2 separate regions of the Homo sapiens genome follow, and region 2 is linked to region 1. Evidence: chromatin contacts called from ENCODE Hi-C or POLR2A ChIA-PET data. All regions are on one chromosome and are shown on one strand. The core of a region is the stretch at or near the end of the contact, and the rest is flanking DNA. Distances in the headings are between cores, read along the strand shown. Region 1 holds the start of APBA3 (amyloid beta precursor protein binding family A member 3). Region 2 holds the start of HDGFL2 (HDGF like 2).

Region 1 (4,276 bases), core at 1,751-4,250:
GTAATCCCAGCACTCTGGGAGGCCGAGGTGGGAAGATCACCTGAGGTCAGGTGAGTTTAAGACCAGCCTGGCCAACATGGTGAAAACTTGTCTCTACTAAAAATACAAAAAAAAAAATTAGCTGGGCATGGTGGCATATGCCTGTGATCCCAGCTACTCGGGAGGCTGAGGCAGGAGAATCACTTGAACCCGGGAGGCGGAGGTTGCAGTGAGCTGAGATCGCATCGCTGCACTCCAGCCTAGGTTACAGAGCAAGATTCCATCTCAAAAAAATAAAAAATCTAAAAAATTAAAAAATAAAGACAGCCCGGCCGGGCGCGGCGGCTCACGCCTGTAATCCCAGCTCTTTGGGAGGCCAAGGTGGGCGGATCACGAGGTCAGGAGGTTGAGACCATCCTGGCTAACATGGTGAAATTCCATCTCTACTAAAAATACAAAAACATTAGCCGGGCATGGTGGTGGGCACCTGTGGTCCCAGCTACTTGGGAGGCTGAGGCAGGAGAATGGCGTGAACCCAGGAGGCGGAGCTTGCAGTGAGCCAAGATTGCGCCACTGCACACTCCAGCCTGGGCGACAGAGCGAGACTCCGTCTGAAGAAAATAAAAAAATAAAAAATAAAAGCCCAGGCTGGAGGGCAGGGGCACAATCATGGCTCACTGCAGCCTCAAACTCCCAGGCTCAAGTGATCCTTCTGCCTCAGCCTCCCAAGTAGCTGAGATCACAGTTGTGAGCCACCATGCCCCGCTTATTTTTATTTTTATTTATTTATTTATTTATTTTGAGACAGAGTCTCACTGTGTCGCCCAGGCTGGAGTGCAGTGGCGTGATCTCGGCTCACTGCAACCTCCGCCTCCTGGGTTCAAGCAGTTCTCCTGCCTCAGCCTCCTGAGTAGCTGGGATTACAGACATGTGCCACCATGCCCCACTAATTTTTGTATTTTTAGTAGAGCTAGGGTTTCACCATGTTGGTCAGGCTGATCTTGAATTCCTGACCTTGTGATCCACCTGCATCAGCCTCCCAAAGTGCTGGGATTACAGGCGTGAGCTACCGCGCCAGGCAATTTTTTTTTTTTTTTATACAAACAGGGTCCTGCTATGTTGCCCAGGCTGGTCTCGAACTCCTGGGTTCAAGCAATCGATCCTCCCTCCTTGGCTTCCCAAAGTGCCGGGAATAAAGGTGTGAGCCATCATGCCTGGCCTCGAAATCACTTTAAGTGGGATTTGGACACAGCATTAAGTAACTTTAAGTGGGATTTGGACATAGCATTAAGTAACACCGATGCTTGGAATGACCAAGTCATTCAAGTTATATTTTGTCTGCTATGTGTCTGTCTTTAAGGCCGAACATTGGACAATTTCCCCCTTTCAACAAAGGAGATCAGGCAAGGCTGTATCCAGCTAAACCTTAATAACCTTGTTTTGTTCTTGCTGAAGTGGCCAATTAAACGGGCTCCATAATTTCTTTGAATGTTTGGTAACGTCTTGGCCAAGGTTACCCAGCGATTTGGAGGCAGGCAGAGAAACAGAACTGGAACCCAAGTTCATGACCTCCCCAGACTCCCTTCAAATCCTTTCCAACCCGCGCCTGCGCAGTGAAACGCGTGGTCTCCACGTAACCACATCCTCCTCCCAGGCCGCTCCGCCCCAAGCTGGCGCCTGCGCCCTGGGTCCAATCGCTACAGTATCTCCGAGCCAGACGCCCGAGCTCCAAGCGGCGCTGGGTCCCTCAAACTGCGCCTGCGCATACAGCCTGGCATCCGCCTCTCTGCGCTTGCGCATCAGTTCTAGCACCACCTCCCCAACCACCGCCTGCGCACTGTCAATTCCTCAGTGCACCCACCGTCCCCATTTGGTTCCTCTTAACCCAGCTCACCTGGTTTCTTGGCATAATCCCGGGCCAGGAGTCTTCCGGAAGTGGCGGGGTTTAGGAGCTCCCAGGCCCCCCAGCCGGCCCACGTCCGGGTAGCCCCGAAAAGGCGTTTGGTCGCCATGACGTATTGCGGGCAGCTTGCAAGTGCACGTTTCCGGAAGACGTCAGTGGCCCAAGGGTGTTTGGGAGTTGTAGGCCCCGTGGAAGTGTAGGCCCCGTGGAGGTGTCTGGGAAATGCGGTCTCCCAAGCTTTCATAATCTATGGTGATTTCTTCAGACTTTTGTAGACATACACAGTTACTATAGGAGGAGGCGTTCAAGGGATATTTCATTGACTTCTTGCCCTTCTTCAATTACATAACATTTACTAAAAATATCACACTTTATATGTTCCTGATTCCATCCAATGAGTAATTATTCAAAGCTTTAAAGTTAAAAAAAGAAGATTAACAATGAGTCTAATATACTCCAGTAGGGCTGGAGTCTAATCACTGTTAATTTTTATAACATTATATTTTTAAAATTATATATAACATATATAATACATATAATATATAGTATGTTTTATATATAATATATAAATTAATAATATATATTTTATATATTCTTTTCCAGCTCTACTACTGCTAAATCCTTAACCCGCTTGATCTAATTTAATCCTCACAATTGAGAGGTAGGTACTATTTTTTCCCCAGCTTATAATGAGGAAACTGAGTTCTCAGGGAGGTAAAGTTCCCAGGCCGACCCCAAATCCATGGTGCACCTATGTGTCTCCCTACTGTGAGCCAAACCGAAAGTCCGTCTTTAACAGGGTCTCCACGACGCTTCCGGTGCCTCAAGGTCCCAAGGAAACCACCTCTCACACTTCTTTAATATTTCCCAACCCCACTTCTCCCCATCTGCCATCCTTTGGAATAATGAACACAGCCCCCAGAGCCAGGCAGTGATTATTAACCCTATTTTGCAGGAGAACAAACAGGTCCTGGGGCCAGCCGGGGCAGTCTGCGGGCCGGGAAGCCTGGGATTCGAACTCCCCTCCAACATCTGCAGTTGTCCCAGCGCCCCCGCGTGGCGAGGCTGGGTGGGAGAACTACATTTCCCAGCAGGCCTCGCGAGGCCGCGCATGCTCAATGGGCCAGGGCTCTGCGCGGATAGAGGAGCGGGCGCCGGGACCGGGAATCCCCGAGCTGCGCCTTCTGGGGACGCGGCCCGGGCTACGTCGGGGCCGTCCGTGGGGAGCGGGGTCCTGGAGGCTGCGCGGGGCTGAGGCGGCCTCGATTTGGGAAGTGAGTGTCCTCGAGGTGCAGAGCGCAGTCTGAGTCGGCGCTTGAGGTCTTCGGTCTGAGGGGGGACTAGGGTCTGGGCTTGGGGCTGGGTCCTGAAGTCGGGGTCTGAGTCTGGAGTCGATCTTGGGGTAGCATTGGAGGTTTGGAGACTGGGGTCCGCCTTATGGCGTCTTGGGTCTCTGGTATTAAGTCCAGGGTCCTGGGTCTAAAGTTCTGGATGGAGGTATTGGGGGTTGAGGTCATGGGACTGGGGTCTTGGGTCTGGGGTCTTGGGGAACTGCCTCTGACCAGTCGGTAGAGTCAGGGTGTGAGGTCTGGGTCTCCAGCCTGGGTTCCGCGTCTTGAGGGAGGAGGACCTGGAAGAACCAGGGCTGGAGTGAACAGACTCCATTAGTTGAGAGAGGTCTGGGATGACACAGGGGCTCGGGAAGCCACTGCCTCACACCTCCCCATTCTGTGGCTCAGTTTCTTCATCTGTAAAATGGGAATCCTAACTTCCTTGCAAGGGTTAGTGGGTATTAAATTATGTGCCCTGTATGAACAGTACCCAGCTAGAGCCTAGCACCGGATAGGCAGCCGGGAAACCTCAAGTTTTTTGTTTTTCGGGTTTGTTTGTTTTTTTTAAGACAGGGCCTCACTCTGTCACCCAGGCTGGAGTGCAGTGGCACAATCAAGGCTCACTGCAGCCTCTGCCTCCCCTGGTTCAGGTGATCCTCCCACCTCAGCCTCCCAAGTAGCTGGGACTACAGCCTACACCACCACCCCTAGCTAGTTTTTTTTTTTTTTTTTGGAGATAGTCTCGTCTGTCGCCCACCTTGGAGTGCAATGGCGCGATCTCAGCTCACTGCAACCTCCGCCTCCCGGGTTCAGGCGATTCTCCTGCCTCAGCCTCTTGCGTAGCTGGGATTACAGGTGCCTGCCACCACACCTGGCTAATTTTTTGTATTTTTAGTAGAGACGGAATTTCACCATGTTAGTCAGGCTGGTCTCAAACTCCTGACCCCATGATCTGCCCGCCTCGGCCTCACAAAGTGCTGGGAATTACAGGCGTGAGCCACTGTGCCCGGCCTTAATTTTTTGTATTTTTTGTAGAGAGAGGGTCTTGCTCTGTTGCCCAGGC
Region 2 (4,454 bases), core at 495-2,994, 710 kb before region 1:
ACACCTGGGACTCCAAGGTGCGGAATATCCTTCAGGCCAGGACACCTGGGACTATCCAGGTCGTCGGGACCCCAGCTTCCACCAAAGGGGCATCCAAGGTCCCCTCGGCCAGCCCCCTTCCCTCAGAAGCGCTCCCACTCCCTGGGCCCGGGCCTGTCTCCATTTCAAGCATTGGGGTTGGACCACCCCACCCTCAAGTCCCTCCAAAACCAGCTTCTACATCCTCCTCCCCACAGGGGACCAATCCCCAGGGTCCCCCAACAGTCCCGATGCCAACTTCATTCTAAGGTCCAGTTCCCCGAGTCCCAGTGACCCCGTGAACAGAGCCCCGAGCCCCATTCCCCCACCCCCAGCCCCTCACTCAGAGGTCCCAGCTTCCCTTAGCCTTGACCCTCAACCTTCCCCCCTGACTGCCTCCTCCAACCCTGGACCCCTAGCACATGGCCCTCGGCCCCCCAGCCCCTCAAAACTGGGCTTCTCCAGGACCCACAAGGGAGTGCTTCAGCCCCCATATCTGACCCCAAATCTCAAGTTCCGCAGTTCTGCTCAAACTTGAACCTTGAGCCCTCAGGCCTGGGATCCCCAGGCCCTCAGGTGAGGGTCCCTCAGGTCCCAGACCCTCCCAGACACCCTGCGCACGGCTCCCTGAGGCACCCTGGACACCCCCAGACACACGAGGCGTGGCTCCCTCTGGGCCAGGGCAACCCCAGATCCCCATGGTGCAGCTCCCTCAGGCACAGAAGCCCCAGACCCCCAGAGCGCAGCTTCCTCAGGCCCAGGACCCCCAGACCATTGGCGCCGCAGCTCCTTCAGGCCCTGGACACCCCCCAGATCCCCACGGCGCAGCTCCCTCAGGTCCAGGACCGCCATTCCCCCAGAGTGAGAATTTATCAGGCCCCAGACCCCCAGGGCACCGCTTCCTCGGGCCCGGGACCCCCAGACCGTCGGCGCGCGGCTCTTTCAGGCCCCAAACACCCCCAAACCCCCAAGGTGCGACTCCCTCGGGCCCAGGATACCCCCAGACTCCCAGGGAGCGACTCTCTGAGCCCCAAAACCCTCATACACCAAGGGCGAGAGTCTCTCAGGCCGCAGACACCCTCAGAACCCCTAGGCGCGGCCCCCTGAGGCCCAGGGCCCCCAGACCCCGGGGCGCGGCTCCTGCAGGGCTTGGACACCCCCAGAACCCCAGGACGCAGCTCCCTGAGGCCGAGGACCCCCAGACCCCGGGAGGGGCTCCTGCAGGCCCAGACGGCGGGTCCTGCAGGATCCGAACACCACCAGACCACAAGAACGCGGCTCCCTGCAGCCCAGGACCCCCAGGCCCCGAGGGCGGGGCTCCCTGAGGCCCAGGATCCCTAGACCCCGGGGCGCGGCTCCGGCAGGCCCCGGACAACCCCAGACCCCTAGGGCGCAGCTCCCTGCGGCCCAGGACCCCCAGACCCCCAGGGCGGGGCCGCTGCGGGTCTCGGACACCCCCAGACCCCATGAACCCCAGACCCCCGGGGCGCAGCTCCTTCAGGCCCAGGACAACCCCGGCCCTCCAGTGCCCGCCTCCGGCCCGGGGCCCCCGCTGCCCCCCCCCCCCCCCCCACCGGCCCCATCTCCCGCGCGGCCTCACCCTGGCAGGCCAGTGAGGGTAGCCCTTCATCTTAGCGAACACCAAGTCCCCGGGCTTGAAGGCGTGTGGCATGCTGACGGCGAGAGGCCCAGGCCGCGGAAAGCGGCTGCAGCGGCGGTAGCGGCTGCGGCGGCGGCGGCGGCGGCAGCGGGAGGCGAAGCCGGGGGCGGGAGCGGGACGCCGAGGGGGCGGGGGAGGCTGTCTGGGCAGCCTGCCGACGCGCGCTTATTGGGCGTTGCGCCAACGGAAGTTCAGCCCTCCGGCCGTCACGGGCCGGCAAAGCCGTCGATCAGGACCACGTGCAGGGGACAGAGAAGGGAGGCGACCAATAAGAACAGAGGTTGGAGCACAGCAGTTAACGGGATTGGATAACGGACAGACCCAAGGGGCGTAACCCAGAGACTCTAATGGGAGGTTATGGGAGGTGAAAGGGAAAGGTGGGAGGAGACGAACAGACGCTCTAAGGGAGTGAAGGGGTGGAGCTTAAGGGAAAGAGGCAGGACATAGACCTCCACAAGAGAAGGGGATATAAGGAGGGCAGAACATTGGATACCGCAGAAAAGAAGGCCAATCACTTAACGCAATGGGCGGGTCATTGACAGCCTCTCCCGCTCAGGAGGAGAGGCTTAAAGTAGATATGCAAGCCATTGGATACCACAAGAGAAGCGCCTCAAGGTAGGGAGCAGGCATTGGCCATCACAAGAGGCGGGGCTTCAGCGGGAACGTCGGCCATTGGCTATCGAAAGAAGAGCGATACAACATAAAACAGGGACGGGCGATTGCCAGCTCGAGGAGGCGGGACTTAGAGGAAGGGGCAGGCTCCGGGGGAGCTCTTAGTATAAACAGCCACAAAATGCACAAAATAGTTATTTCTTCACTTAGTTAAAAACTTAACTGAGTACCTACTATATGCCAGGGCCCCAAAACGCCACACAGACCTATTCATTCATTCAAGAAAAATGTACTGAATACCGTGGGGCCGAGTCACTTGATTGTCCTGGGCTTCGCTCTCTGCACTTGGAAGATGGGGCCCATAATGATTGTGAGGACCCTGCTCTAGACTGAGCCCGGCAACAGGAAATACAGGAAGTATTAGAAGCTATAACTCGGCCGGACGCGATGGCTCACGGCTGTAACCCCGGCACTTTGAGAGGACGAAGCGGGCGGATCACGAGGTCAGGAGTTTGAGACCAAGCCTGGCCAACATGGTGAAACCCCGTCTCTACTAAAAATACAAAAATTAGCTGGGCGTGGTGGCACGCACCTATACCAGCTACTCAGGAAGCTGAGGCAGGAGAATCACTCGAACCCAGGAGCGGGGGGTTGCAGTAAGCCGAGATCGCGCCACTGCACTCCAGACTGGGTGACAGAGCAGAAAAAAAAAAGCTATAACTCTACCTTCCGGCAGGGCGTGGTGGCTCACGCCTGTAATCCCAGCACTTTGGGAGGCCGAGGTGGGTGGATCACGAGGTCAGGAGATCGAGACCATCCTGGCTAACATAGTGAAACCCCGTCTCGACTAAAAATACAAAAAAAATAGCTAGGCGTGGTGGCAGGCGCCTGTAGTCCCAGCTACTAGGGAGGCTGAGGCAGGAGAATGGCCTGACCCCGGGAGGCGGAGCTTGCAGTGAGCCGAGATCGTGCCACTGCACTCCAGCCTGGGCGACAGCGCGAGACTCTGTCTCAAAAAAAAAACAAAAACAAAAAACAAAACTCTACCTTCCAGGAATCAAGTATAACAGGGCCAAGAAATGTTAAGTTTTAAAATTTGTTGATGTTGCTGTGTTTTGTTTTGTTTTTTGTAATTAGGATCCATGGTAAGAACTAAAATGAACCAGGGTGCTTGAGGAAAAAAAGCTGAATAATGGAGACGACTTCTTCTCTCCTGGGGGATCACAGAGGGTTACTGGATGAAGTGAGTTTAACCAGACACTGGGAGAATGAATAGAAGTTGGACATGATAGTGAGGCGAGCCCTGGGAGGGCATGAGGAGCAGAGGGAAGAGCAAAAACAAGCGTCTGATCCTCACTTAAGGTCAGGAGTACGAGACCAGCCTGGCCAACATGGTGAAATCCCATCTCTAGAAAAAATACAAAAATTAGCCGGGCGTGGTGGTGGGCGCCTATACTCCTAGCTACTTGGGAGGCTGAGGCAGGATAATCACTTGAACCTGGGAGGCGGAGGGTGCAGTGAGCCGAGATCACGCCGTTACACTACAACCTGGGTGACAGAGCGAGACTCCGTTGCAAAAAACAAACGAGACCGGGCGCGGTGGCTCACGCCTGTAATCCCAACACTTTGAGAGGCCGAGGCGGGTAGATCACTTGAAGTCAGGAGTTTGAGACCACCCTGGCCAACATGGTGAAACCGCATCTCTACTAAAAATACAAAAAATTAGCCAGGCGTGGTGGCAGGCGCCTGTAATTCCAGCTACTCGGGAGGCTGAGGCACGAGAATCACTTGAACCCGGGAAGCGGAGGTTGCAGTGAGCCAAGATCATGCCACTGCACTCCAGCCTGGGTGACAGAGCGAGACTTTGATTCAAAAAAAAAAAGAAAAGAAAAGAAAAAGCAAACAAGCAAAAACAAGAACAACAACAGCAACAACAAAAAACCCATCTGATCCTAGGATGACTGTGTGTGAGTAGGGGAAACAGATAAAGCTGGAGGGCTGGAGGGGTCCGTAGAGGACCTATCACAATACATTACAAACATAAATGAGAAGTTTGGGTTTTATTTTAACTTCTTGGGAAACTATTGGGGGGATCTGATCAGAGGATACAAAGAGAGTATTTTATTCTCAAAAAACATCCCTATGCATGTGAAATATGGATCAA

What was found. A loop is a pair of places that touch in the nucleus more often than their neighbours do. ChIA-PET counts read pairs that join two places held with the same protein, here RNA polymerase II (POLR2A). Pooled maps may share reads with other maps.
Region 2: a loop to region 1 is called in a map of dorsolateral prefrontal cortex, with 7 times the contacts of the local background. The contact joins the promoter of HDGFL2 here to the promoter of APBA3 in region 1. A Hi-C loop is called at or near these places in 3 of 168 maps with a recorded cell type or tissue (CD4-positive, alpha-beta memory T cell, CD8-positive, alpha-beta T cell and dorsolateral prefrontal cortex), 9 of 37 single-sample maps with no recorded cell type and 15 of 50 pooled maps. POLR2A ChIA-PET finds 5 or more read pairs at or near these places in 6 of 52 experiments (B cell, CD4-positive, alpha-beta T cell, HEK293T and 3 more).

What each region holds. Positions count from the first base shown.
Region 1 is chr19:3,760,416-3,764,691 of GRCh38, reverse strand. It overlaps APBA3 (amyloid beta precursor protein binding family A member 3), which reads left to right and starts at 3,000. Exons shown (of 11, transcript NM_004886.4): 1 at 3,000-3,156. MRPL54 (mitochondrial ribosomal protein L54) reads right to left here and starts at 2,010. Exons shown (of 3, transcript NM_172251.3): 1 at 1,874-2,010. The coding sequence starts at 1,991. It overlaps LOC105372248 (a long non-coding RNA gene), which reads left to right and starts at 2,052. Exons shown (of 3, transcript XR_936268.1): 1 at 2,052-2,134; 2 at 2,486-2,543; 3 at 2,838-2,938. RefSeq lists an enhancer at 1,647-2,136 and a silencer at 2,798-3,115.
Region 2 is chr19:4,469,587-4,474,040 of GRCh38, reverse strand. HDGFL2 (HDGF like 2) reads right to left here and starts at 1,744. Exons shown (of 16, transcript NM_001001520.3): 1 at 1,619-1,744. The coding sequence starts at 1,690. RefSeq lists silencers at 1,549-1,608, 1,639-1,818 and enhancers at 2,319-2,668, 2,929-3,098.